Linked DNA regions of Homo sapiens: region 1 is linked to region 2. A link is a loop called in an ENCODE intact Hi-C map of the cell type or tissue named here. Cell type or tissue: CD14-positive monocyte. All regions are shown on one strand. Each heading gives the region's core, and the rest is flanking DNA. Links, peaks and the distances in the headings are about the cores only.

Region 1 (15,282 bases), core at 2,984-10,983, 58 kb after region 2:
GTTTTTAGGGTTTATATATATAAAACACCCTAAAATATAATAATATACATATAAATGTTACGTATATAGATATAATATACATATACATGTATATACGTATATAATTATAATATACATGTATATACATATATACATGTATATTATATACGTATATACATGTATACATATGTATATACGTATATATTATATTTAATTATATAATATACATGTGTATGTATATATTTTTATTATATAAATGTTACATTTATATAATATAAATATACATACATGTATATTTTTTAGATATGTAATACATACACACACACACACACACACACACATATATATATATAAGACCATGTCACCTGCAAACAGGGACAATTTAACTGCTTCCTTTTAAATTTGAATACCTTTTATTTATTTCTCTTGCCTATTTGCTGTGGCAAGGATTTCTAGTACTATGTTGATTAGAAGTGTTGAGGGTGAGCATTCTTATCTTGTTCCTGATCTCGGAGGAAAAACTTTCAACTTTTCACCATTTAGTATGGTTGCTAGCTGTGGGTTTCTCATATATGACCTTTACTATGTTGAGGTACATTCCTTATATACCTAATTTGTGGAGAATTTTTATCATAAATGGATGTTGAATTTTGTCAAATGCTTTTACTACATCTATTCAGATGATCATAACATTTTCATCCTTCATTTTGTTCATATAATAAATCACATTTATAGATTTGTGTATGTTGAACCATCATGCGTCATTGTTGTAAATACCACATGATTATGGCAAATGACTTTTTTTTGTTTGAGGTGGAGTCTCAGTCTGTCGCCAGGCTGGAGTGCAGTGGCATGATCTCGGCTCCCTGCAACCTCTGCCTCCTGGGTTCAAGCAATTCTCCTGCCTCAGCCTCCCGAGTAGCTGGGACTACAGGCACACACCACCATGCCAGCTAATTTTTTTATTTTTAATAGAGACAGGGTTTCACCATGTTGGCCAGCATGGTCTCGATCTCTTGACCTTGTAATCCGTCCGCCTCGGCCTCTCAAAGTACCGGGATAACAGACATGAGCCATCACACCTGGCTGAATGACTCTTTTAATGTGTTGTTGAATACAGTTTGCTCTTATTTTGCAGAGGATTTTGCATCTATGTTTATCAGGAATATTGGCCTACAATTTTCTTTTCTTATAGTGTCTGTGGCTGGCTTTGGTATCATTGTAATGCTGGCCTCCTAAAATGAGTTTGGAAGTATTTCCTCTTCTTTAATTTTTTGAAGAATTTTGAGAAAGATTAATACTAGTTTATTTATAAACGTTTGGTAGAATTTGGCAGTGAAGACATCAGGTCCTGAGCCTTTCTTTATTTTTTACTTTAAGTTCCGGGATACATGTGCAAAATGTGCAGGTTTTTCACATAGATATACATGTGCCATGGAGGTTTGCTGCACCTATCAACCTGCCATCTAGGTTTTATGCCCCGCATGCATTAGGTATTTGTCCTAATGATCTCCCTCACCTTGCCCCCACACCCCGACAGGCCTCGGTGTGTGTTGTTCCCCTCCCTGTGTCCATGTGTTCTCGTTGTTCAACTCCCACTTATGAGTGAGAACATGTGGTGTTTGGTTTTCTGTTCCTATGTTAGTTTGCTGAGAATGATGACTTCCAGTTTCATCCATGTCCCTGCAAAAGGCATGATCTCATTCTGTTTTATGGCTGCATAATATTCCATGGTGTATATGTGCCAGATTTTCTTTATCCAGTTTATCATTGATGGGCATTTGGGTTGGTTTCAAGTCTTTGCTATTGTAAATAGTGCTGCAATAAACATACTTGTTCATGTCTTTATAGTAGGATGCTCATCGTTACTGGTCATTAGAGAAATGCAGATCAAAACCACAATGAGATACCATCTCATGCCAGTCAGAATGGCGATTATTAAAAAGTCAGGAAACAATAGATGCCGGTGAGGCTGTGGAGTAATAGGAATGCTTTTGCACTGTTGGTGGGAGTGTAAATTAGTTCAACCATTGTGGAAGACAGTGTGACGATTCCTCAAGGACCTAGAAACAGAAATACCATTTGACCCAGCAATTCCATTACTGGGTATATACCCAAAGGATTATAAATTATTCTGAGCCTTTCTTTATGGGAGACTTTTTATTACTGATTCACTCTCCTTACTCATTATTGTTCTGCTCAGATTTTTTATTTCTTCATAATTCAGTGTTGGTAGGTTGTATGTGTCTACGAATTTATCCGTTTCTTCTAGGTTATTCAATATGCTGGTGTATAATTTTTTTATAGTGGTCTTTTATGATCTTTTCAATTTCTGTAGTATCAGTTATAATGTCTTCTTTTTCATCCTTGCTTTCATTTATTTAAGTCATTTGTCTTTTTTTAGTCTAACTAATGTTTTGTCACTTTTGTTTATATTTTCAAAAAACTAACTCTTCAATTCCTTGATCTTTTCTATTGTATTTCTAGTCTCTATTTAGTTTATTTCTAATCAAATCTTTATTATTTCCTTCCTTCCTCTGACTTTGGGCTTAATTTGTTCTTTTTCCAGTTCCTCGAGTTGTAATATTAGGTTGTTCATGTGAGACTTTCTTCTTTTTTGTTACAGATATTTATTGGTCTATACTTTCCCCATAGAACTACTTTTGCTGCATCCCATAAGTTTTGTTATATTGTGTTTCCATTTTGTCTCAAGATATTTAAAATTTTCCTTTTAATTTCTTCATTGATCCATTGATGTTTAGGAGCATGTTGTTTAATTCTCATGTATTTGTGAAGTTTTCAAAATTTTTTCTGTTATTTATTTTTAGTTTTATGCCATTGTGGTCAGATACTTTATATAATTTCAGTCTTTTGAAATGTGTTAAGATTGTTTTGGGGCCTAGCATATGATCTTCTGGAGAATGTGTGAGCTTTAAAAATAATGTATATTCTGCTGCTGTTGGACGGAATTCTTTCTATATGCCTGATAGTTACCCTTGGGCTAAAGTACAGTTTAAGTCCAAGTTTTCCTTGTTGATTTTCTCTCCGGATATGTTCATTGTTAAAAGTCAGACTTAATGTCCCCTGCTATTTTTTTTTTTTTTTTTTGAGATGGAGTCTCACTCTATCACCAGGCTGCAGTGCAGTGGCACAATCTCACCTCACTGCAACCTCCACCTCCCAGGTTCAAGCGATTCTCCTGCCTCAGCCTCCTGAGTAGCTGGGACTTCAGGCATGCGCCACCACGCCCAGCTAATTTTTGTATTTTTAGTAGAGACGGGGTTTCACCATGTTGGCCAGGATGGTCTCAATCTCTTGACCTTGTGATCCGCCCACCTCGGCCTCCCAATGTCCCCCGCTATTATTGTATTATAGTCCATCCTACCCTTCAGATTCATTAATATTTCCTTTATATATTTAGGTGCTCTTATGTTAAGTGCAAATATACTTAAAATTATTATATCCTCTTGATGAATTGACACCATTATCATTATATACTGTCCTTTGTCTAATTTTACAGTTTTGTACTTAAAGTCGATTTAATCTAAGTATAGCTACTCCTGTTCTATTTTCGTTTCCATTTGCATGGAATGTATTTTTTCATCTTTTCACTTTCAGTTCTGTGTGTCCTTAAATTGAAGTGAGTCTTCTGTTAACATATATAGTTGGGCATTCATTTTTTTCCATTCAGCCACTCTCTGTCTTTTGATTGAAAAATTTAATCCATCTATATTCAAAGTAATTATTGAGAGGTGAAGACTTACTGCTGCCTTATTTTAATTTTATTTATCTAATTTTATGGGATACAAATGTAATTTTGTTACATGTATAGATTATGTAGTGGTAAAGTCAGGATTTTCTGGGTGTCAATCATCTGAATAATACACATTGAGCCCATTAAGTAATTTATCATCATCCATAACCCTCCAACCCACTCACCCTTCTGAATCTCCATTGTCTATAATTCCACACTCTACATCCATGTATACACATTATTTAGCTCCCACTTATAAGTGAGAACATGTGGTATTTATCCTTCTGTGTCTGACTTGTATCAGTTAAGACAATGGACTCCAGTTCATTGTGTTGCTGCAAAAGACATGATTTTATTCTTTTTATGGTTGAATAGTATTCCATTATGTATACATACCACATTTTCTTCATCCAATCACTCATTGATGGATAGTTAGGTTGATTCCATATCTTTGCTATTGTAAATAGTGCTGCAGTAAACATACAGGTGCAGGTCTCTTTTTGATGTAATTGTTTCTTTTCCTTTGAGTAGATTCCTAGCAGTGGGATTGCTGGATTGACTAGTAGTTCTACTTTTAGTTCTTAGATAAGTCTCGGTAATGTTTTCCATAGATGTTTTACTAATTTACATTTCTAACAACAGTGTATGAGTTCCCTTTTCTCCACATCCTCATGAATATTTGTTGTATTTTGTCTTTTTAAAAATAGCCATTCCAAAAACATAGCCATTCTAACTAGTGTAAGATGATATCTTATTGTGATACTAATTTACATTCCTCTGGTGATTAGTGATGTTCAGCATTTTTCATATGCCTGTTGGCCATTTGTATGTCTTCTGAAAAGTATCTATTAATGTTCCTTGCTCGCTTTTTAATGGGATAATTTTGTTGTTATTGTTGTTGAATTGTTTGAGTTCCTTGAAAATTCTTGATAGTAGTCCCCTGTTGGGTGCTTAGTTTGCAAATATTTTCTCCCATTCTGCATGTTGTCTGTTTGCTTTGTTGATCAGTTATTTTGCTACACAGAAGCTCTCTAGTTTAATTAAGTCCCATTTGTCTATTTTTGTTTTAATTACCTGTTCTTTTGGGGTTTTCATCATTAATTCTTTGCCCAGACAAATGTCCAGAAGAGTTTTCCATAGGTTTTCTTCTAGTATTTTTATAGTTTCATGTCTTACATTTAAGTCTTTAATCCATCTTGAGTGAATTTTTGTATATAGTGAGAAATAGTGGTCCAGTTTTATTCTTCTGCAAATGACAATCCAATTTCCCAGCACCATTTATTGAAAAGAATATCCTTTTCCCAGTGTATGTTCTTGTTGATTTTGTCAAACATCAGATGGCTGTAAATATGTGCCTTTACTTCTGGGTTTTCTATTCTGTTCCATTGATCTATGTGTCTACTTTTATGCCAATATCATGCTGTTTTGGTTATACAGACTTGTAGTATAATTCTAAATCAGATAATGTGATGCTTCCAGTTTTATCATTTTTGCATAGGATTGCTTTGACTATTCAGGATCTTTTTTGGTTTCATAAGAATTTTAGAATTGTTTTTTTCTAATTCGGTAAAAAATTAAGTAGGTATTTTAACAGGGATAACATTGAATCTGTAGATTGCTTTGGGCAGTATGATCATTTTAACAATATTGATTATTAAGTGTGTTATTTATACCCTCAAGTATTTTGGGGGTTTTCCAGTTATCTGTCTCTTGTTGATTTCTAATTTAATTCCACTGTGGTCTGAGAGCATGCTTTGCATGATATCTATTCTCTTAAATTTTTAAGGTGTGTTTTATAGCCCAGAATGTCATCTATCTTGATGAATAATTTGTGTAAGCTTGAAAAGAGTATGTATTCTGCTGTTGTTGGATGAAGTATTCCATAAATATCAATTAGATACAACTGACTCATGATGTTGTGTTTAACTATATCCTTATTGATTTTATGCTTGCTAAATCTGTCAATTACTGATAAAAGGTATTGAAGTCTCTACCTACAATAGTTGATTCATCTACTTCTCTTTGCAGTTTTGTAAGTTTTGGACTCATATATTTTGATGCTCTCTGTTAGGCACATACACATCCAGGGTTTTTATGTCTCTTTGGAGAATTGACTCTTTTGTCATTGTTCAGTGCCCCTCTTTATCCCTGGTAATTTTCCTTCCTTTAAATTTTTCTTTGCCCCGAGTTTATAGCTACTATAGCTTTCTTTTCATTAGAATTAACATGGTATATTTTTCTCAACCCCTTCACTGTTACATTATCTATGTCTTCATATTTAAAGTTGGTTTCTTGTAGAATATAGAAAATATATAGTTGAGTCATATTGTTTTATCAACTTTGACAGTTCATTTCTTTCAGCTGATGTACTTAAATTATTAAAATTTAAGTGATTATTGGTATAGTTGAATTAATGTCTACCATGTTTTAACTGTTTTCGAATTCTTATCGCTGTTATTTCTCTCTCTTTTTTGTCTTCCACTCTTTTTCTGTCTTCTCTGGTTTTAATTGAGCACCTTGTATAATTCCATTTTATCTTTTCTCTTAGCATATCAATAATACTTTTTAAAAACTTTTTTTAGTGATCACCATCGAGTTTGTAATACATATTTATAACTAATAAAAGTCCACTTCCAAATAATACTATATATTTTCATGGATAAGTACTAATTAATAGAGTATTCCCAATTTCTCCCTCCTTTCACTTAAAACATTGCTGTTATTCCTATCACTTTTCCATAGCAGTAATCACTGAATGCATTGTTGCCATTGTTATTTTGAATAAATTGTAACCTGATACGTTTATTAAAATAATAAAAGATTTTATTTTATCTTCATTTACTCCTTCTCTAATGTTCTTCCTTTCTTTATGTAGATCCAAGATTCTGATCTGTATTATTTTTCTCTCTGAAGAACTTCTTTTAACATTGAAGCATATATTATGGCAACAAATTTCCTCAATTTTAATTTGTCTGAGAAAGTCTTTTTCTGTCTTTTACTTTAATTTTTTTTATTTTTAATGTTTCTGGATACACAGTAGGTATATATATTTCCCGGGTACATGAGATATTTTGATACAGGCATATAATGTGTAATAATCATATTAGGATAAATGGGGTATTCATCTCATCAATCATTTATCCTTTGTGTTACAAACAATCCAATTATACCATTTTATTTTAAAATGTACAATTAAATTATTTTTAACTATAGTCACCCCGTTGTACTATCAAATACTAGATCTTATTCATTCTTTCTATTTTTTTTCTACCTATTAACCATCCCCACTTCCTTCCCAAACACCCCCCTGCATTCTCCTGCAACTACCGTTCCCAGCCTCTGGTAACCGTCCTTCTGCTCTCTAGCTCCATGAGTTCAATTGTTTTAATTTTTAGCTCATGAAAATAAGTGAGAACACGTGAAGTATGTCTCTCTGTGCCTGGGTTATTTCACTCAACATAATGACCTCCTGTTCCATCTGTGTTGTTGCAAATGACAGGATCTTATTCTTTTTTTATGGCTGAATAGTACTCCTTGTGTATATGTACCACATCTTCTTTATTCATTCATCTGTTGATGGGCACTTGGGTTGCTTCCAAATCATGACTATTGTGAACAGTGCTGCAACAAACACGGGTAGGCAGGTATCTCTTTAATATACTGATTTCCTTTTTTGGGGTATGTAACTAGTAGTGGATTTGCTGGCTCATATAGTAGCTCTATTTTTTGATTTTGAGGAGACTGCAAAATTTGTAGTTGTACTCATTTGCATTCTCAAAAGCAGTGTACAAGGGTTCCCTTTTCTCCACATCCTCGTCAGCATTTGTTATTTCCTAACTTTTGGATAAAAGCCATTTTAACTGGGGTGAGATGATAACTCATTGTAGTTTTTACTTGTATTGCTCTGATGATCAGTGATATTGAGCACCTTTTCTTATAGCTATTTGCCATTTGTATGTCTTCTTTTGAGAAGTGTCTATTCAGATCTTTTCCCCTTTTTAATTGGATGATTAGATTTTTTTCCTATAGAGTTGTTTGAGCTCCTTATATATTCTGGTGGTTAATCTCTTGTCAGATAGATAGTTTGCAAATATTTTCTCCTATTCTGTGGGTTGTCTCTTCACTTTGTTGATAATTACCTTTGCTGTGCAGAAGCTTTGTAACTTCTGCACAGCAAAGGTAACAATGTGATCCTATCTGTCCATTTTTGCTTTGGTTGCTTGTGCTTGTAGGATATTACTCAACAAATATTTACCAGTCCAATGTCCTGGAGATTCGCCCCAACTTTTTCTTGTAGTAGTTTCATAGTTTGAGTTATTAGGTATAAGTCTTTAATCCATTTTGATATGATTTTTGTATATGGTGAGAGATAGGGGTTTAGTTTCATTCTTTTGCATATGGTAACCAGTTTTCCCAGGACCGTTTATTTAAGAGACAGTGTATTTTTTGGCAGCTTTGTCGAAAATGAGTTCAGTACAGATGCATGGACTTGTTTCTGAGTTCTCTATTCTGTTCCATTGATCTATATGTCTGTTTCTTCTTTTCTGATATGGAGTCTCTCTCTGTTGCCCAGGCTGGAGTGCAGTGCCACGATCTTGACTCACTGCAACCTCCGCCTCCTGGGTTCAAGTGATTCTCCTGCCTCAGCCTTTTGAGTAGCTGGGATTACAAGCGCCCACCACCATGCCCGGCTAATTTTTTGTATTTTTAGTAGAGATGGGGTTTCATCATGTTGGCCAGGCTGGTCTCAAACTCCTGACCTCAAGTGATCCACCCGCCTCGGCCTCCCAAAGTGCAGGGATTACAGGTGTGAGCCACCACTATGTGTCTGTTTCTATTCCAACACCATGCTGTTTTGGTTGCTATAGCTCTGTAGTATAATTTGAAGTCAGGAAATGTTATTCTTCCTGTTTTGTTCTTTTTACTCAGGACAGCTTTGGCTATTCTGGGTCTTTTGTGATTGAATACACATTTTAGAATAGTTTTTTTAAATTTCTGTGAAGAATCTCATTGGTATTTTGATAGGGATTGCATTGAATCCGTAGATTTCTTTGAGTAGTATGGACATTTTAACAATATTGATTCTTCCAATTTGTGAATTTTGAATATCTTTACATTTTTTATGTCCTCTTCAATTTCTTTCATCAATGTTTTATAATTTTTATTATAGTGATCTTTCACTTCTTTGGTTAATTCCTAGGTACTTAATATTGTTGTAGCTATTATAAATGGGATTACATTATTGATTTCATTTTCAGATTGTTCACAATTGGCATATAGAAATGCTACTGATTTTTGTATGTTGATTTTGTATCCTGCAACTTTACTGAATTTGTTTATCAGTTCTCTTAATTTTTTTAGTGGAGTCTTTAGGTTTTTTCCAAATATAAGATAATATCATCTGTAAACAAGGATAATTTGACTTCTTCCTTTCCAGTGTAGGTGTGCCTCATTTCTTTTTCTTGTCTGATTGCTCTAGCTGGGACTTCCAGTATTATTTTGAATAAGAGTTAATATGGTTTGGATTTGTGTCCCCACCCAAATCTCATGTCAAATTGTAATCCCCAATTTTGGAGGTGAGGCCTGGTGGGAGCTGATTGGATCATGGGGGCAGATTTCCCCCTTGCTATTCTCTGATAATGAGTGAGTTCTCACGAGATCTGGTTGTTTAAAAGTGTGTGGCGCCTCCCCCATCTCACTCTTCCTCCTTCTCCAGCCATGTAAGACGTGCATGCTTTCCCTTTGCCTTCTGCATGATTGTAAGTTCCCTGAGGCCTCCTCAGCCATACTTCCTGTACAGCCTGCAGAAATGTGAGTCAATTAAACCCTTTCTTTATCCAGTCTCAGATAGTTTTTTATAGCCATGAAAGAATGGAATAATACAACAGTGTAGCAAGGGGGCATCCTTGTGTTTCAGATCTTAAAGAAAAGGCTTTCGGTTTTTCTTCCATTCTGTTTAATATTAGCTGTGGGTCTGTTATATATGGCTTTTATTATGTTGAGACATATTCCTTTGATACTCAGGTTTTTAGATTCTTTTTAAATCATGAAGCAATGTTGAATTGTATCAAATGTTCTTCAGCGTCAATTGAAATGATCATATGCTTTTTGTCCTACATTCTCTTGATATGATGTATCATATTGATTGATTTGCATATGTTGAATCATCCTTGTATCCTAGGAATAAATCCCACTTGGTCATGATGAATGCTCTTTCTAATGTATTGTTAAATTTGGTTTGCTAATAGTTTGTTGAGAATTTTTGTATCAATATTCAGGAGACATATTAGCCTGTAGTTTATTTTCTGATGTGTCTTTTTCTGGTCTTGGTATCAGGATAATACTGGCCTAGTAGAATTAGTTTGGAAGTATTCCCTCCTCTATTTTTTGGAATAATTTGAGTAGGATAGGTATTAGTTCTTCTTAAAAAGTTTGATAAAATTCAGCAGTGAAGCCGTTGAGTCCCAGGCTTTACATTCCTGGGATAATTTTTATAATGGCTTTGCTGTTCAGGTTTTGTATTTCTTTCTGGTTCGATCTTGGTACATTGTATGTGTCTAGAAATTTATCTATTTCATCTAGATTTTCCAATGTATTGGCATATACCTGCTCATAGTAGCCTCTAATGATTCTTTGAATTTCTGTAGTATTGGTTGTAATGTCTACTTTGTAGCTCTAATTTTATTTATTTAGGTCTTCTCTCATTTCTTCATAATGACTCTGGCTAACGGTTTGTCAATTTTGTTATTATTTCAAAAACTCAACTTTTTATTTCATTGATCTTTTGTATCATTTTCTTCATAAAAATTTCATTTATTTGTGCTCTGATTTTAATTATTTCTTTTCTTCTACTAATTTTGTGTTTGGTTTGTTCTTGCTTTTCTAATTCTGTAAGATGCATTATTAGGTTGTTTATTTGAAGTTTTCCTGCTTCTTTGATGTAGGCACATATAACTTTAAACTTCCCTCTTAATACTGCTTTCACTGTATTCCATAGGTTTTGTTATATTGTGTTTCCACTGTCACTTGCCTTAATAAATTTTACAATTTCTTTCTTAATTTCTTTTTTCTCTTTTTTTTTTTTTTTGAGACGGAGTCTTGCTCGTCTCCCAGGCTGGGGTGCAGTGGCATGATCTCAGCTCACTGAAAGCTCCACCTCCCAGGTTCATGCCATTCTCCTGCCTTAGCCTCCTGAGTAGCTGGGACTACAGGCACCCGCCACCAGGCCCAGCTAATTTTTTTGTATTCTTAGTAGAGACAGGGTTTCACCATGTTAGCCAGGATGGTCTCAATCTCCTGACCTCGTGATCTGCCCATCTCGGCCTCCCAAAGTGCTGGGATTACAGGCGTGAGCCACCACACCCAGCCAATTTCTTTCTTAATTTCTTAATTGAACCATTGATTGTTCAGGAGCACATTGTCTGATTTTCATATGTCTGTATAGTTTTCAAAATTCCTCTTGTTACTGATTTCTAGATTTATCCCATTGTGGTCAGAGAAGATAATTGATATTATTTCAAAGTTTTAAAAACTGTTTTCAGACTTGTTTTGTGACCTAGTATATGATATATCCTTGAGAATAATCCACGTTTTGAGAAGAAGAGCATGTATTCTGCAACCGTTGGATGAAAGGTTCTATAAATATTTACTAGCTCCATTTAGTCTATAATGGAGATTAAGTCTGATGTTTGTTTATTTTCTGTCTGGATGATGTCCAATGCTAAAAGTGGAGTGTTGAAGTCTCCAGCTATTATTGTATTGATGTCTTTCTCTTTAGCTCCAGTAATATTTACTTTATATATCTGCATGCTCCATTGTTGGGTGCACACATATTTATAATTGTTATATCTTTTTGTTTAATTGACCCATTTTGCATTTTATAATGATGTTCTTTGTTTCTATTTATAGTTTGTGTCTTGAAACCTATTTTGTTTGATATAACTATAGTGACTCTTGCTCTTTTTTGGTTTCCATTCACATGGAATATCTTTTTACATCCCTTTATTTCCATTCTATATTTGGCTTTATACATGAAGTATGTTTTTTGTAGGCAACAGATAGTTGGTTCTTATTTTTTATCAATTCAGCCACTCTACATCTTTCAACTGAAAAGTTTAGTCCATTTACATTCAATGTTATTATTGATAAGTTAGGACTTACTCTTGCCATTTTGTTATATGTTTTCTGTTGTTTTGTGGTCTTCTCTTCCTTCTTTTCTTCTTCCCTGTCTTCCTTTTAGTGAAGATTATTTTCTCTGGTGGTATGTTTTAATTTCTTGTTTTTGGCCGGGCGCGGTGGCTCACGCCTGTAATCCCAGCACTTTGGGAGGCTGAGGCGGGCGGATCATGAGGTCAGGAGATTGAGACCATCCTGGCTAACATGGTGAAACCCCGTCTCTACTAAAAATACAGAAAATTAGCCGGGCGTGGTGGCACGCACCTGTAGTCCCAGCTACTCAGGAGGCTGAGGCAGGAGAATGGCGTGAACCCAGGAAATAGAGCTTGTAGTGAGCCGAGATCGCGCCACTGCACTCCAGCCTGGGAGACAGAGAGAGACTGCGTCTCAAAAAAAAAAAAAAAAATTATTGTTTTTGTTTTTTGTTTTGTTTTGTTTCTGTTGTGTGTTTTTGATTTGAGGTTACCCTGAAGCTTGAAAATAATATCTTATAACCCATTATTTTAAACTGGTGACAAGTTAACACTGATTACATATACAAACATATAAGCATAGAGAAAACTAATAAAACTCTACGCTTTAACTTTTTTCATGTGATTTTTAACTTTTTTTGTTTCCATTTATATCTTAATGTACTGTCTGTGTGTTGGAAATTTGTCATACTTCTTATTTTATATCAGTTCATCTTTTAGTCTTTCTACTTAAGATATGAGTAGTTTACACATCACAATTAGTGTTATAATATTGTTTTTCTGTGTGCTCACTATTACCAATGAGTTTTATACCTTCAGATGATAGCTTCTTGCTTATTAATATCTTTTTTTTTAGATTGAGGAACTCCCTTTAGAATTTCTTGTAAGACAGGTCTGATGTTGATGAAATCCCTCAGCTTTTGTTTGTCTTGGAAAGTCTTTATTTCTGCATTATGTTTGAAGGATATTTTCACCAAATATACTTTGCTATGGTAAAAGTTTTTTTTTCCTTCAGCACTTTAAATATATCATGCTACTCTCTTCTGCCTTGTAAGGTTTCTAATGTAAATGTGAAGGTCTGCTGTGAGATGTATTGGAGGTCCATCGTATTTTGTTTCTTTTCTCTTGCTGCTTTTAGGATCCTTCCTTTATCCATGACCTTTGGGAGTTTGATTATTAAATGCCTTGAGGTACCCTTCTTTGTTTTGTTTTGTTTTGTTTGAGACAGAGTCTTGCTCTGTAGCCCAGGCTGGAGTGCAGTGGCGTGATCTTGGCTCACTGCAACCTCCACCTCCTGGGTTCGAGCAATTCTTCTGCCTCAGCCTCCCAAGTAGCTGGGACTACAGATGCATGCCACCATGCCCAGCTAATTTTTGTATTTTAATAGAGACGGGGTTTCAGTATGATGGCCAGGCTGGTCTCGAACTCCTGACCTCATAATCCGCCCACCTCAGCCTCCCAAAGTGCAGGGATTACAGGCATGAGCCACCGCACCTGGCTGGTTTGTTTCTCTTGATAGCAGGTCTTGTTAAGAAGAACGAAAGGTTCTGTGTATATATCAGAATGGTTACTTTTAGCATCCCCTTGTCAGAAGCAGGAAGGTATTTTTTTTCTGATCTTCACTGTGAGAAACTGGTAGGGCTCCGGACATAAACACACAAAAGTAGGGGTGGATACAGGCTGAGACTGAGCCCACCTGGAATTTCCAACTCTTAATCTTGTCTACACTGAACCTTCAGTAATTTGTCAATTATGGGTTATGTTTTCCTACCGTGGTACAAGCTCCAGTGGTGGTTTCTGCTCCTGGGCTCCTGCTCCAGGTAAGCTGTGATTCTTTGTATACACCTGTCTGTCTCTCCAATTTGGGGGGACAGTAGTTTGCCCTGTGACCTCAATTCTCTCATAGTCTAAGAATTGTTGATTTTCAGTTTATCAGTTTTTACATTGTTGGAGAGAGAGAGAGAGAGAGAGATAAAGAGAGAGAGAGTGAGTCCCGGCCAGAGTCTATCCCATTCCCGGGTTTCAGCACCAGAATGTAAGGTCAGCCAAGAGAAAGGAGGAATAGACCCAAATTCAGGCAAGTACGTTTATTGAACCTGCTGGCTACTCCACTACAGACAGAGAAGGCAGCTCTGAGCTTACAAAATGAGAGATTTATATGGGGAAGAGAGACCCTGGGGTTGTTTGCTGGTTAATTTTGCCACATATCACCTTGTGACGTTTATTACAGGGGTGTAGGTAAAGTTTGTTTATGCTTCCCACGACCTCCCCTGGTGCGGTCCGGATGGTTTATAATTGGGGTTTGTTTATTGCAGCAAGGTCTGATAAGTGATGCTGGCTTCACTGCAGCGCCTGGATAAGGGCATAGAAATGTAAAGAGGCTTGGGGGAAGGAGAAGAGTTGCAGAGTGTAGGGGAAGGGACGGGCAGCACGGAGAGGTTTGGGGGAAGTGTTGGCAGTACCAAGAAGTTTTTTGGGGCAGCTTGTCCCTAACAGTAGGCATGATATTTAAGATGAGTCCTAAAGAGTAAATAGTTGTTAGCCAGGGCAGGAGTGTGGTTAGCCTCCCAGGAGAAACAGCAAATGCACAGGCTCTAAGGCAGGAAAGTCCTCAGCCCATTTAGAACTAAAGGAAAGCAGTGTCGCTGGAGCTTAGCAATGAAGGGAAAGAGTACCTGTGTCAGAGTAGTGGCCAAGAGCCAGATCTTACAGGGCCTGAAGGGTTTTATTTTTTTTTAACTACCTGAATGCAACAGAGGCATTTATTGGATATAATGAGGGGAGGTGTATGCTCTAATTATCTTGTAAAATGTTCTGGCTGGGTGCAATGCCTCACGCCCATAATCCCAGCACTTTAGGAGGCCAAGGCAGGCAGATCACGAGGTCAGGAGATCAAGACCATCCTGTCCAACATGGTGAAACCTCATCTCTACTAAAATACAAAAAAAGTTGGCCGGGTGTGGTGGCACACACCTGTAGTCCCAGCTACTCAGGAGGCTGACACAGGGGAATCGCTTGAACCCAGGAGGCAGAGGTTGCAGTGAGCCGAGATCGCGCCACTGCACTCCAGACTGGTGGAAGAGTGAGACTCTTTCTCAAAGAAAAAAAAAATGTTCCTTGGATTGCCATATAGAGACTGGATTGGAGAAGGGTAAGAGGAGAAACCGAAAGACCAGTTCACTGATTATTCAGTGGCCTAAGATCTGTGATAGATACAAAACAATTATGAAACATAATTTAAGGCATCATGGGGTGTGGGTGGGAGCAGAACATGGGATGCCTGTGCAGGTCCACTGTTGCATGTAACAACTGCTGGGGAAAAAAAATTGAAAAATTATGGGGTCCTGTCAGCCCAATAAAAGTCTGAGAAGGGGAGTATCTGTAGAGCCAGAGAAGTTATTG
Region 2 (15,282 bases), core at 4,106-12,105:
CACGGTTCTCTTCCATGACCCATGGCTTCTAATAGAGCTATAACATTCACTGCATGGCCCATGGTTCCATTCCTTGGAATCCGTGAGGCCAAGAACCCCAGGCCAGAGAACAAAAGGCTTGCTGCCATCTTGGGAGCTCTAAGAACAAACACCCGCCGTAACACCTACCCCTAACCTGTGGGGTTGGGGTTACTTCGAGCACTGGAGGCCTGGCCTTCCCCCAGAGGCATTGTTAGTAGCCAACATCCCCCGGGAAAGTGAGCTCAAGCCAAGATGAGGTTTTAAGAGTACAACTATTTCAGGATAGTTAACTGGATCACAGATTTCAGGAGGAGAAATGTTAAAATAGATAAATCAGAGATTAAAAAGGCATTAGCAACATTAGATTAGGTGTGAAAGTCATTAAAATACAGGATACAATGGTTATGAGAGCAGAATTGATCTAAGGAACAAGTTAGCTTACTTAAAAATCAAGATTGATAAGATCATCTAGAAGGAAAGGGGCAACGCAGATCACATGAAAAGAACACTTAAGATGTGGAGAATGGTCATGCTATCATCCAAACAATAGGAGTCAGAAAAAAATCTGAGGGGGGGAAACATCCGAAGGTTTAGCGATACTAAAGAGTAAAATGGCCCACGAAGAGGATAAGTAAGGAAAACTTCATGCCACAGGTGAGGGGGGCGCTGACAGTCCTACATTCAAGAGTTGGAGGAAGGAAGACAGTCAAAGGAACAAAAGCAGACAAGGGCGGGGGCCCTCCGGCAGCTGCCGATGACGCCATCAGCAGGGCCCTGTGGCTGCTCAGTCCCTGGATAGGTGAGACAGTGCTCTTTGGAGGAAGCAACATTTGAGAGGCCAGAGCCAGGAGAAACTTCTCTCATTACACACAGAAAGGTGCCCCTGCCTCCCAAGGGAGCAGCAGGGACAATAGGATCCGAGGGAAGATTAGAGATAGAATCCATCATAGAGATCACAGAAGGGCTTGTCCTAGGCCATGACAGAAACACTGACCCTCTGCAACATCTGCAGGGACAGCAGGGGTTCAGTGCCTCAAGCAGGACAGTCAGGCCCATGAAGTCCCAGCTGTGGGACTGAGGCCAAGGAGGGCCAGGATAGCCCACATTGAGGCGGCTCCATAGCGGTTTGGCGTGGAGGGAAGGTGGGGGGCGGGGGAGGCGGGGACGGTGGCGGTGGAGGGGTGGTGCGTGGGGAACCTTTAAGACTGATGCCATTTAGCCAGCTGCTACCACTCAGCTTGGTGCCAGCTTTACTCAAGCCCCTCACAGTGGTGGGGTTTCTTCCACACATGGCTCTCCCACTCTTCTTTCCCCTTAGTGCCTGTGCCAGACAGGATCCCCCTTGGCCTCAACCCTCAGTCCAGTCTCTGCCACAGCTTGCAAGTGGGAAGGCACTAACATTCCTCATTTCTGCAGTGAGGACATACATTTCTCACTTGCGGCCTATATTCCTCCTGCCTCCCACCTCACTGCTTATTAATCTGAGGCTTTTCTGCCCCCTCAACATTCAGCTAGTGCTGTTCTCTCCCCTCTTCACAGCAGCCCCCTCCGCCCCTGCTAAACTAAAGGTCTTGAGGCAGAGTGGGGCCTTGTCTTAGGAGGCCCTGCCACAGTAAGTCATTGTGTGGGTTGATGAGTGATGGTTAGGCTATTCCCAACACCTGGGTACTCTACCTTAGGGCTCATCCTCTCCCCACCCCCTGCACTCAAAGTCTTTTAAGAACTGAATTCTGGCCTTTCTCCATAGGCATTGCAGGGACAGTAGCCAACACCACCTGGGAAAACAAGCTCGAGGCAAAATGAGATATTAGGAGTGTACCAAGCTCATATTGTCCACACAGCTACACAGCTACTCTGAACTTTTGCCCAGTAGCTTCTTCCTGTGACACCAAACCACACCAGGCTCTCATGCCAGAGCTCAGTCTTCATGATGGATACCAGGAGGTCAGGTGATGCAGAGGCTGCGTAGGTATTTCGTAGCACCTGGCCACTGGCTCTCCAATCAGCTAAGCCACTGTTTAAAGACCCCAATTGTCTTTCCAGAACCCACCCTGCTTAAAGAAAGCTATTAGTTCCAACAGCCAGACCCAAAGTACACGAGCTCAGGCATAGCATTGGCCTCTTTCAGGATCCTGCCTGTGACATTGCCCAGATATGAGGCAGCAGCCATGGGTCAGCCATCCCAGGATCAGCTGGAAGGAATGGCCTAGGGGGCCTGATTGCAACTAAGGCCAAGACTTTGCCACTTTCCCAAGCCAACTTTCTAACCATCCAAGGTGTACCCAGCTCAGGAACCCAAACATGCCCAGGCCACCTTAGAGGGTCAGACAACCTCAGGCACCCAGAGTCCAGGGCTGAACAGAGACTGTTCATTTCTGGAGTTCTCTTCCAACCAGACTCTACAGCCAGCATCAGGTTCCTTTCTAGCTCAGACCAGATGCTTCCCAACTGCCAGCTTTCCATCCCCTTCCCACTTAACACTTCATCAGGTGGGAGCCCTGCACAGCTGTGCCCTAAGGACTTCTCATACCCACAGTCCTTTCTCCCTCAATGGCTGCTTGGCTAAGCACCACATCTGCTTCAACTCCCCTGAGCAGGGATGTCTCAGAACTTCCTCCCTTGGGGGAGGCTGCCATGACCCACACCCTTTCAGGACCTGTGCCCAAGCCAGCAGCCTTTAACCCTGGGGCCTGGATAACCCCACACTGAGGGCAGGCCGATACTTATATTTCCCACGTAGTCCTTATCTCAAGCCCAAGTCAGAAAGGCATTGCCAGTCACCAGGCCAGTTGCCTTCTCCCTGCCCAGAGCAAGCCCATCACCTGGAAAGGGAGCCCCTAAACCCAGTCCCTGCTGTCAGAATACCAGGCCAGGTAGATGGAACCTTCAAGTTGAAGGTTCCTCATCCGGCGTCAGCACACATGTTGGTGGAACCTTCTGGCTCTCCTGGAACCAGGAGTCTCTTCCAGATTCAGCCAGGAATAGCCACCTTCCAAGCCAATTCATTCTTGCTCATCAGCCTCAGCCTAAAAGGCTTACTAGCTTCACTCAGGCACAAGTCACTTCAGCCCTTCTCTGGAAGCCTGTGATGACAGGCACTAGGCTCCTACACCCCTCCGTCCAGCCAAGGCATTGCATGAAGGGTTTTATAGGGCCCTGATCCTCCTCCTTCTTCTAGATTAGCTGTTCTAAAGACTTTAGCATGCATTAGAATCACCTTGGTGGCTTGTTAAAACAAGGTTGCTGAGCCCCATCCCCAGAGTTCCTGTTTCAGTAGGTCTGAGCTAGAACTGAAGAATTTGCATTTCAAAGATGTTCCCAGATGGTTCCAATGTTGAGTCTGCTGCCTACGCATTGAGAACCGCTGTTATAAAGTCACCAGAAATGTAAAGGGCCAGTGCCTCCCCATCTTAATGAAAGCACAGATAGAGATGGTTTTATAAGAATAGCTCTAATACATCGGGGCTGATTCCTTGGAATTGAATAAGGAGAGTAGTCTGCCTTGGCTTTGAAGTCTCTGTGGTCCCTAGGGCTTCAGTAAACCTCAGGGGACACTGCTATCGCTTGGGAATTGGAATGCAGTACTGAGTGCTTGATATTTCTGCTTCCTTAATCAGTGTCCTGGTGGGTTGGGAGAAGGAAGGCAGAAGAGGGTGTGTGAATATGTAGAGTACATCCTGGAAATAATAGGAGCTAGATTCTCGGCACATCTCTGCCACCAACTCCCTCAGGTACACTGGTAAGTCACTTGCACTCATTGAATCTTGCCTTGCTCAAAGTGCTGAGATTGGACCACATTTATCATGGATTAGCCAACATTTATTGTTATTTGTGTGCCAAGCACTGTGCTTAGTGCTGGAAGATAGAGATAAAAGATACAGGCCTTTGCCCTGGAGGAGTTTGCAACCTGGTAGTAGAATAACAGGAAACTAATTATCAGGATCCACATGGGAAGTGAATGCGTTAGTAAGCAACGGGAAGCCTATTCTGTTGCTCTCTGCAGTTCTTTTCAGCCCTAGACGTAAAAGAGAAGAAAAAGCAGCCAGAGGAGAAGACTGACTCCGCCATTTTGGGGCAAATAGTCTCCCCAGCTCTGGAAAACAAGCACACTAGCTTTCAGAGGGAAGGGATTATATTTAAATTAGATATGAAATCAAGCTCTTAAACTTCTCTCCACCCATTTTCTGCCTCATTCTAAGGCAGACTGTGAGCATACAAGAGCCCAATCTGTTTTTATTGTTTATACCGACTTATAGTTTACAAAGTGTCATATAGGCTAAGATGCTGATGTTCCATCCCAGAACAATTTAAGCAGAATCTTTGGTGCAAGACCCAGGCATCAGAAGGTTCTCTGTATAGAATCTGTGGTTGGTTGGAGAATCATTGATCTAGATTAGCAGAAAAAAAGATTTCCAAAAGCCCAGTGGAAGAAGCACAGCTCTAGCGGGGTTCTGGGAACAGTAAAGCCCACAATGTGACTACTGAAGAGGGAGGAGTAGTGAGAAAGAAGGTGGGAAGATGGCCTGAGCCAGTTTCACAAAGGGCCTTCCTTAAAAACTGGCATTAGGTGTTTTTCATGGTTAATGGGGAACCATTGAAGGTCTCTGAGGAGGGACATGATGTGATCAAAGCTGAATACCAGCCACAGCAGTCTCTGCTTCCTCCTTCCTCTTCTCCAACTCCTAGATTTTATTTCCATCATATGACAAAAAGGAAAGGGCTTGAGCTTTGGAACCCATTCTGTCAGAGAATGCAGCTTTAGGGTGGATACTGGCGGACAGACAAGAGGGGAGGAGTGCCCAAGCTAAGAGATTAGAAGAGAGACAACTGTCAGAACTGAATCCTGCACCTTCACAACTATTGACAATTCCCTTTGTGGCCTTGGGCAAGTAGGTTAGCATCTCTGAACCCAAGTGTTCAAACATGGCTCCTCCTGACTGCCCAGGAATACATAGACAATATTATAGAAGCATGCTTTGAAAAGGTGAAAGCTGGACCCAGAAGCAAGGTGTATTTATAACAGTATCCCTTACTGAGCCCAGCTGAGCAGGCAGGGCTGAAGGACTAGAGAATTAGATGATTGGAAGAACATTTGAACAAGATCATTTCCTGTTAAGTCCCAAATCTGGGCGAAAGCATAAGGGTGGGTGAAGTAAGCACATTTACTTTTCATGATCCCAAGCTCAAATGTGAGAAGATGGTAGCAGGGGTGATGTGGAATAGAAAATGGATGAAACATTTATAAGAGCCAGGTTAATATTGCAGGAGGGGCCAGACCACAAATGTGGAGAAGGGAGGCAAGACCCTTGTGTAACCTTCTCAGACTTGGTTTATCTGGAAAGATGCAATTGCACACATGGTTTAAGGGGAACTGCCTGAGGACTGCAGGAGGGGGATGGGAGGTTGGAGTAGAGGGTTATGATGAGGAGTTTCCTCTTCCAAATTCAGATCCCAGTTTTGCTGTGTGACCTGGACACACGGTGTTATCTCTCTGGGCTTCCATCTACTAATTCACCTGCTGCCCCTAATTAGGCTAGAACTGGATCCTTGCTTGGGTCGTTAATATTGCTCTGATCAAATTGGTGGTGTAAAAGTGATAATATAAGCCTAAAATGAGTGGTGAAAAATAAAAGATTAATTTAAATAGCAAATATACTTCAAAGTGGTTTCCTTGCTTCCCAGCACCACCTCAGTCTCAGGCCCTGAGCCTCTGGCCTGCCCCCACCCTCAGTCTGTAAGGCCCTTCCCCAGGTGCTCAGCCTCAGGGCAGCCTGGTTGCTGGTCGTGTCTGGCCTGCCTGATTCTGGTTCCTGGCTTGGGACAAGTTCCCATTGGAGCCCTAGCTCTGGGGACTGGCAGTCCCTAGGTGAGATTCTTGTTCCCAGGATGAGCTCACTGGTGACTATAGAGCCATGGAGTGAGTCAGCAGCCCCACCAGAGGGTAAGGCTATAAGGCCTCAGTCTCCCCTTCCAACCCTCCTATCCTCCATTTCAATCTACTATATCTACATCTTCAATTCTGCTGTGAGTTTGGGAACCACAGCCTCGACTTAGCTTGCTTTTCCCTTTTCTATTTTAAATCTGTTTTTTAAACCAGTATGTCACACCAACAATCTGCAGTAGTAGCATACAGTGCAGGTCACCTTATTTTAACAACTGCAGTGCTAACCAAGATACCAGGGAAATGAAATTGTAACCGGGCCTCTTGAGATTTCAATACCCCAGCACTTTTAGTGACCGAATGAAATAATGAAAATTCTTATTACACACTTGCCTGCTTCACGTTAATTGCTTACTTTTTGCCCGATATCCCTTTTTCCCACAATATAATTATAAACTGCTGATATACTATTTCTTTTTCAAGCAGGAAGAGAGAACTTCAGGGTCACGAAAAATTTTGCAGAAAAAATGAATGCCTTTAAGGACACTGTGAGCGGCTGCTGACACTCAGAAGTCTGGTTGCTCAAGGTGTTATCTGAGACTGAAGGAACACAGACTTTTTCCCTGGGTTCCCTGAGAATCCCCCTCCCTTATTCTCTAGCTGCATTAAAAACTCCCTGTTTCATCTCCTTGTTAAGACGAATTTGAGAGATTTACTCTCCTGCCTTCTTACTTTGGCCAAATCCAATAACCGTTTCTCTGTCTCCAAGCACTGGTATCTCAGTGTTTGGCCTCAGCTGCACATCAGGTACACGAGCCTGAATTTGGGGTTCTACAACAAAGTGGTGATTAAAGAGTTTGACTTCTCCTTCCATTTTCTTTTTTACACAATTGCTCAAGTGGTTTAACCAAGAAGACACAAAAGACCAAACTGTAAAGCAGTAAGACAAGGCATTCATTGGAGTCTTAGGAATTGCAACTCAGAAGACACAGATTCAGCTAAAGGCCGAATTGTGTTCCGAAGAGAAGGAGTGTATGGTTTTTTTATTTTCTTTTTTGAGAAAAGGTCGCACTCGGTCACCCAGGCTGGAGTGCATGCTGTGATCATGGCTCACTGCAGCCTTGACCTCTGGGCCCAAATGATCCTCCCACCTCAGCCTCCTGAGTAGCTGGTACTACAGGTGCATGCCACCACATCTGGCTAGTTTTTATTTTTGTTTTTTGGTTGTTGTTGTTGTTTTCTGTTTTTGGAGAGATGGGGTTTCACCATGTTGCCCAGACTGGTCTTAAACTCCTGGGCTCAAGTAACCTGCCTGCTTCAGCTTCCCAAAGTGCTGGGATTACAGGCATGAGCCACTGTGCTTACCAAGATTTTTAGAAGGAAATTAAGGGTGATTGCACAAGTTGTTTTAAAAGAACTATCATTGGTGGAGGTGTCTGGCTTAGTAATGAGTCCATAGTTCATTGGTTGTCGCTGCAGGAGTTGCAGTTGCAGTGCTGGTGAAATTCAGCAGTTTACGAGGATGTTGTGGTCTTGGCAGTTTGGCACAGTTGGAAGGTTTGAGACAAGTTCCTGTTATTTTGCAAGGTTTCAGATCATGTAAGTAGTGCCTGTTAGAATGATTTCCTGACTCCATTTCAGAGCTCTGAACGAGTAATGCCATTTTGTATATCACATTTCACAGGTACCTAATAAGAGCAAGGCAATTCCATGATGCCATCTGCCGAATTTGTTGCTGAGAAGCAGTTGCTGTTAGTCGAGGTAGGCCTTGCACAGTCTGATAGGCCCTGGTAGGCTTTGCCCAGATGGTAGCTTATCCCTGTGTTCAAGGAAGAAACTTGTCTCTTGATCCACTTTCATTCAAGGCTGTTCCGAATGTTGCTGGTCCCAAAGCATCCTTCTGTGCTGGTAGCTCTAGTACTTGAGGTGTCAGGTAAAACTCACCATGTATGAGGCCAGCTTTGGCATCACTGTTCGGCCCTAAGGGGCTATTCTTAGGAGCTGTCCTCCTTCAAATAATCCTTCAGTATGGTAGTAATACTGTTTCTCATAAGTCTAACATAGTGGCTATGACAAGAATTTGCATACCTTGCTCTCAATACTCATCTATATGCTTTCTCTATTTCCCAGCCCCTGTGCCTGATGGGTCATGTGATTAGTTCTCCGCAGTATGCTGTGAATAGAAGTAATGTCATTTCTGGCTCAAGGAAGTAGGGTGACTGTGCCTTCCCCATGCTCTTCCTATGCAAAAGTGACCCTAGAGGCTATATAATCTAGATAATATAGCTAAAGATAAAATATTCCTAGGCCTATACTGGTAAGAAAGCCTTACACAAATCACTTTACCCTCATAAGACTTAAGAAGTAAACCTTTGTTATGTTGCCTAGATCTGAGTCTTTGTCACAACAGCTTTACTTAGTGTTACTTGGACTCATGCTTGTCCCCATGGACTAAGCAATTTTCTCCCTACCAATCTCACTGCTACCCCACTCTTTGCCTCAGCAGTGACAAAGAATCATTACTGATTCCATGGTAAACTCAGTTGTCCCTCAGAGCTATGACTCTGGGACCCAGGCTGTGCTCAGGGGTTGAATGTCCTAGTGAGGCATCTGTTTCCTAAATAGAGTCCCTCCCTTCCATGGTGGCTCTGTGATGCTTGGTTTCTCTCTGTTTGGCTTTACCTCTGTTGGGCCCCAAAGGACCTGTCATATTTACTTTTCTCTATTTTACCTCTAGTTCTGGTGAAATGCCGTATAGTTTTACTCTCCTGTGGTTTCCCTTCTAGTTCTTTTTTTTTTTTTTTAAGATGGCGGAGTCTCGCTCTGTTCCCAGGCTGGAGTGCAGTGGTGCGATCTTGGCTCACTGCAACCTCCGCCTCCTGGGTTCAAGCGATTCTCCTGCCTCAGCCTCCCGAGTAGCTGGGATGACAGGCATGCACCACCACGCCCAACTAATTTTTGTATTTTTAGTAGAGACAGGGTTTCGCCATGTTGGCCAGGATGGTCTCTATCTGACCTCGTGATCCGCCTGCCTCAGCCTCCCAAAGTGCTGGGATTACAGGCGTGAGCCACTGCACCTGGCCCCTTCTAAGTTCCTTTAGGCCACATCTAGGAAGAGAATATGGGCTTCATCTGCTTTGGTATGAACTGAAGACACAACACCACTGGTTTTCCAAAAGATCCTTAAGCTAGTGAGCAAGCTATGCATTTATCATCTAACATAATGATTATCTGCTTAATGCCAAAGTAGACCCGGGACTAGAATTTTTAAAGGAAAACACTTGACTCTTCTGTCACCAGAATGTTTTATAGAAAAACACGTTGTTAACCAATACTACACATTCAGTGTTGCTGCTTCCGGCCTTCATTCAGCATGCGGATTTGGCAGTTACATAAACTTTGGGGCATATTCCGCTAGAAGCTCAAACAGATCTTTTGCCCATTTGAGTTGGTGTGTTGGCCTTATTAGAGGTGAAGACCCTTGTAAGTTTCTCCTGACTTGCCACTGGGCTCACTTCTGCTCAGGATATCATTCTCTCCCCATGGCCTGCCTAGGAGCTTGCTGAGGGTCTTCCTGTTCTATGGAGAATTACTAGAACTCCACTGAGTGGCTAAGGCTGGATAATGAGGCAGATAGACCACCTACTGCCTAGGAGGGTACTAAGGGGCAGGCATTCAGTACCCAGGACCATTCTATGGCCCAGGGCAGAGAAGCTTCTAAGATAACAAGAAGCTGTGGTGGGGCTCCTAGGATTGTTGCCTGGGGGTCTTGCTTATCAGGAGGGCCCAGTAGCCTCATGTGTGAATATGTGGTATATAGGGGGTCAAGATTGCCCCATGCTGTGTCCTTGCCTCATACCTCTGATACTGAAAACAGAGCCCTGCTCCAGTAGCATCTTTCCTGTGGTCTGCCCAAATAGCTTTTCTCTCACTCTTTTCCTTTGAGTCTCTGTTATTTACCCAAGGTGGGGATGGCAGGAAGGGACACATAGCAGGTAGCATCTGGACATCCTTCCTTATACCCTAGCTTGCTGTCCTGCTGTGTGTATACAAGGGGAGCTGTTTATGGGGACTATTGTCCTGGTCCCCTGACCTGTTCTGTCCTTTCTTAGGTGAAATTTCTTGACATCCCTTAATTCTGGGTTATTTGACTAGTGTTACAGCCAGCAACATGGAAGGTGTTTACCAGTGTCCTTCTCTGCATGTTTTTCTAGGTCCTTTTCTTCTAGTTACTACTTTCCCTAATACTGACAAAATGCTTATTCTACTTAGCATCTAACCTCTCCTGTCTGTTCACTTGTCAGTGTTTATCAAAAATCGGTCTTGACAATCCTTGAATAGGCTCTGGAAGTCTAAGGACTGAATTAGCATTGGACTATCAATGTGTGGGGCTGCCTTCTCATCTAGCAATATTTCAGCATGTTGTCTAGCATCTGTCCTAGGTGGGACAAGTGTGGGTGAGAACTTACGTTACTGTCATGGTTTGTACTCCTGGCTACATGCTAACTTCCCTCTTTGTTTTTTGAATTATTCAACATCCTGAGAACTTCATTCTCTTGGCTAGAGTATGAAGCCCTGTACCTTCCCTGCAATAGAGGCGGCTGCATAGCTGTAGTAGGTAAGGATTAATCTTGGTTCAAGAAATCTTGGTTCAAGTTAGGGGTTTGACTCCCTAACCAGGAGTCAAACCAGCCTTTTCCCGGGATCTAGTCTGTTCTGCCCTGAACAGTTCTGCCTTCCCCATGCTCTTGCTTCTGATGGGGATAGGTTGGGGTATAATGGTGACTTGGGAAAACAAGCTGAGTTGACAGAATGCCAGAATTCCCTGTCAGTCTCTGAGGATGGATGTCTCAGTCAACCAGGTAGGATAATAGACATGTTCTAACAGTTTACATGTGGCCATGCTAGTGGTGCCATCTGGGCAAGATCTGTTGCTGAACACCAGAAATTCAGCCTAGGTCTGGTTGCTCACAGCACAGAAAAGCCACTCACTAAGACAATGAGTATTGCCAGGGAAAAAAAGTTTTATTGCTGGTGATGTCTCCCAAGAGATGGGAGACAAGTCTTAAATCTATTCCCTTTACCAACTAAAGTTATGGGTTCATATAGAGGTGGGAGTACAGGAATTAGGGAGGCGGATTATGGAAGAAGAGTTGGTCAACGGGCAGCAGGTGATCAGATAAGAAGTCTGGTGCGTCACTGTCTGGATACTGTGATCTATAAAGTTTTAGCTCTCTGATGCTACCTGGGAGCTCTAACAGTAGGTTTTCTGAGAAAGGAACTCAGATTATACAAAAGTAAGTTGCTCAAATTTTAAGACCAGGAAGGTCAATTTCTATGTTCATTCAAAAAAACTATAAACATCAGCTCTATGAGAAAAGTAGGCCAGTTTCCCTTCCCTTTCTATTTATCTAGTCTTCAATCATGGGGAATCTAGTCACTGATCTTTCTAGCTGCTTCATTCTAAGGGGCATCGTGGGATAATGAAGAATGAAAACATACCTGTAACTGGAAATACTCACAAGTACCTGGCTAGTTTCTGGCTTTTTGGAACTAGAGTGATTAATAATGTAGAACATGGAGAAGATCCCCTAGGGAGTTTAAGAACAATCCTAAGCCTATCCAAAAGTCAACTGTGGGATAAATTGACTGATAGAGCAAGAGTTTGTGAAATATGGGTTAATGGGTTACCTTCCCATCTAGAAGCAGGAAAGATCTAGAGAACAATAACCTGAAAAGTGCATATTCCCTTCATGATTTCTTATCTAGAGTCTTTGACAGGGCTTTGAATATTAAGGCTGTCAGAAGTTTATAAGACCATGACTGTTTCCCCTGGAGGGAACCCAGAGGGACTGGTTTTCTCAAATATGATAAATATACAGCTTAACACTGGCCAAATTAACAGATGAGTAGGTAGTCAGCAGCACCTCAAGGATCAATCCATTGTGGTTGCAACTCGTCTTCAGCCTGGAATTACCAGGTTTTCAGCAGGGCTTGGTCCTTCAGTGTCAGAGTAGAGAGGCATATCACTAGGGAACTAATCTGTCAGAAAAAAACTCAGACTAATTGGTTTTTGTTTTGTATGTGATTTAGCTTTTGTTGGGAAGAAAAATCCTCAGATGGGGAGTCTACAGGTCAGAGAAATGGTCGCCTATATAACATTTCAAAGGGGCTAAGAGCCAACCCACCTCTAGGGGCTACCCATACTCTCAGCAGGGCAAGGGGTAAGACCTTTTCCCAGGTAAGATTTGTCTCCTGGGAAGCTTTAGAAAGAGACTTCCTTAATGTCCTACTTATTCTTTCAGCCATCCCAGAAGTTTGAGGTCGCCAAAATAAATGCAGTTTCCAATCAGTACTCAGTGACCACAATACTTTCTGGGCTACTCGGGCTATAAAAACAGCTCCATTGTCACTTTGGAGAGTGTGTAAGAGTCCTAAATCAAGGAATATGCTTCATTAGAGCCTTTACAACTTCAGTAGCTTTCTCAGTCTTGGTGGGGCAAGCCTCAACCCAACCTATAAAGGTACTGACAAAAACCAGCATCAAATATACAGGGGCTCAGGGCATTATAGTGAAATCTAATTGCCAGTATTCCCTAGGATGAGTTACTTTCCATTGATTTCCTTGTTTAAAGGGAACTTTTGTGCCTTCCTGGGGCTTTGGGTTATTTTTTCAAGCAGATAGGACAACTTTGGACTACAGTTTGTATTGTTCATTGCAAGTTAGGCCGAAAGATAAGGCTGTATCCAGCATAGAGTAGCTTCCCACTATAATGGGTGCTTTGGATTTGTTCATGAATTGGTCTAATTAAAGTTTCTGGAAGGATAACTTCTTCCTTCATTATTTGTAAGCCATTTATGATCAGCAAGCTTAGAAAATCCTCCTTGCTCAGCTCTTTTAAGATAAGACTCTGAATATCCTGGGAAATACGGATCTAAACAGAGTAGGAACAAGAGCCAGTCTGAGTGGTGAGCCCCCTGACCACATTTTTCACCTCTAGGTCAGTCTTAATATTTATTTATGCAACATGGGTGTCCAGTGTCTTTGACGGTGAATAACTGCTGCTACTTTGGGCATTTTTACTGTCTCCAATAATTCAAGAATTTGAGGACCATGCTTTATTATTAGAATTAAAAAGGCCAACTTTCCTTCCAAATTACCCGGTGAGCATGGGATATTAGGAAAACATACTTAGAGTCAATATAAATGTTGACTTTCCTTCCCTTAACCAAATGTATAGCTCTGGTTAAAGCAATGAGCTCAGCCTTTTGGGCGGACGTCCAGGGGCTTCATCTATGTGCTGGGTAGTAACTATAGCATGTCTGGCCCTTCTGACTCCTTGTTCCATGAAACTGCTCCCATCAGTGAAGCAATCTTTGGATTTTGTCAATGGCAAATCTGAGGTCTGGACTACTGGAATAAACCTGATCAATTATTTTAATGCAGTCATGATGAGGAGGCTGGAGATTCCCTGGTAGCAGGGTGACAGGATTCAGACTAGAAACAGCCTTAAGACTTACATTTGGGTTTTCTAGAAGCCTGGCTTGGTACTTTCCCAGTTGGCCAAACAATTAACCAATAGCCTCCTTTCTGCTCAAGCGAAGATAACGTATAATGCATAGTATACACTGTCAGTTTTCAGCTTCCTGCAACATGTCACAGGTAGCAGCCACTGCCCTTAGGCAGATAGGCCAGCCATTAGTTATCATGTCGAGCTGTTTCAAAACATAGGCCACAGGATGTTTTTAAAGTTCTAAGGTCTTGAGTTAATATTCCAATTCCCTGTCCTCCTTGAAGATTTGCATAAGTCAGGAATACCCAGTACTTTCAATGTCTCTTTGAATGACAGGGTCAGAAGAACACATATTTCCGAAAGGTTGTGACTAAGGGTTGGAGACCCCTTCTAGCCTGGAGCTTTAGAAAATACTGTTTAATCCAGGGGTTGTAATTCCTGGTCTCAACATGGATTAGTGCCACACAGGCCCATCAAGGATGCCCAGTGGCCCATACTTCCAGATTTAACTCCTGAACTTTCAGAGGGCAGAGCCTGAGGGAAAGTAAAACAGACAATCAAGGCTGCTTGGAAAGAAGGTGCATGTTCTGGAGGGACTTCAGCTATATTCATTCTGGAAAGTCACTTGGGCATATAGCTTAGATCCCAACCTAGTAATGAGAGGGGATATTCTGGCCCATAGAGAGAAGCATGGATCAAAGAACTTCCCTATCATATGTTTTGAGGCTAAAGAAAATATTTTGGGGAGGGTTTCTCAGGCACTCCAGTAACTATCATAGATTCTCTTCCAAGTTTAATCAATTTAAGATTTAAAACTGAGTAGGTTTCTCTGATGCCTATCAGAAAATCAACCAACTTATCACCCACTTTAACAGCTACCCTAGCTGTTTAACAGCATGATATTAATCATGGGTTGCAGTGTCCAAAAGTGGAAAGAGCCTTAAGGTCCCATTGTTCCAGGTCATCTCCAGTGGGTCCAGCCATTTGCAAGGCTGGGTTAGTTGATCTAAGTACAGAAGTTCTATACTAAGTCAAGGCATAGCATTATCAAATGCAGAATAAAACTACGGGTGGTATTGAGACAGCCAAATGGGAGGGGGTCCCTGGAGAAATTCCAACCGGCCTGCCACTGAGATGGAGCCTCTGGAAGTTCACAATGTTTGCAGCAGAGAGGAGTCTGCCCCTCTTCTTCCGGGGTGGAACCTGGGATTTGAACGGCCAGGCAGGAAGCACTCTAACAGGGACTTTGGTCTAGTGAGAGTCCCCGTTTCCCCTTTACTTCCTTTTCACCCTATAAAACGCTGTCTTACTCACCCTTCAAACCATCCGCAAGCCTAAATTTTCATGGCCATGGACCAGACAAGGAACCCGTTTTTAGCTGAACTAAGGAAAACTCCTGAAACAGTATTGGAGGAGAAAGGGCTTGTCTTATTTTTCCCCAGCCCACAGGACTTACCAGAAGATAGGTTTAAGTGGTAAATTCCCTTATGTTCCTCATGAGTCTCTTTGAAGAAACCAGGATGTTTTGTGGCAACTCTATTATCCTAGTTTCCAGGATGTTCCTAACTCAGTGACTTGTCAGACTGCCTAGGAATTGGGTTGACAGTTATTTGTGACCTCTTATGGTTAAAGGTACTTAGGCATGTGAAGAATAGATAAAAAACTGATCTCTCTCAAATGTAGAGAAGGCGGCCAAGGTTAACACTGGAGGCTTAAGTCAGGGTTAGATCACATAAGATTTTCTAGGCCAAATCAAAGATTTGGTTCTATAGCCTTTAATGCTCAGGAGCCATGGAAGGAATGTAAGCAAAGGCAATAGGTAGGCTAGTGACCAGATCAGACTGACATCTTTAAAGATCATCTTTA

The links. Peaks named below come from ENCODE experiments on the same cell type or tissue, not always from the same donor. Only the 100,000 strongest peaks of a DNase experiment are listed, where the experiment ranks them.
Region 1: it touches region 2 in a loop (5-fold over the local background); 1 of 110 quality-filtered maps calls a loop at or near these places.

The regions. Positions count from the first base shown.
Region 1 is chrX:103,037,338-103,052,619 of GRCh38, forward strand. No RefSeq gene overlaps it. Among named protein-coding and RNA genes, the nearest start is that of BEX1, 19 kb to the right of the region's middle. In CD14-positive monocyte, for the core only: no CTCF peak of the experiment used is centred there; no DNase peak of the experiment used is centred there.
Region 2 is chrX:102,978,009-102,993,290 of GRCh38, forward strand. No RefSeq gene overlaps it. Among named protein-coding and RNA genes, the nearest start is that of RAB40AL, 48 kb to the left of the region's middle. In CD14-positive monocyte, for the core only: no CTCF peak of the experiment used is centred there; a DNase peak (open chromatin) is centred at 7,413.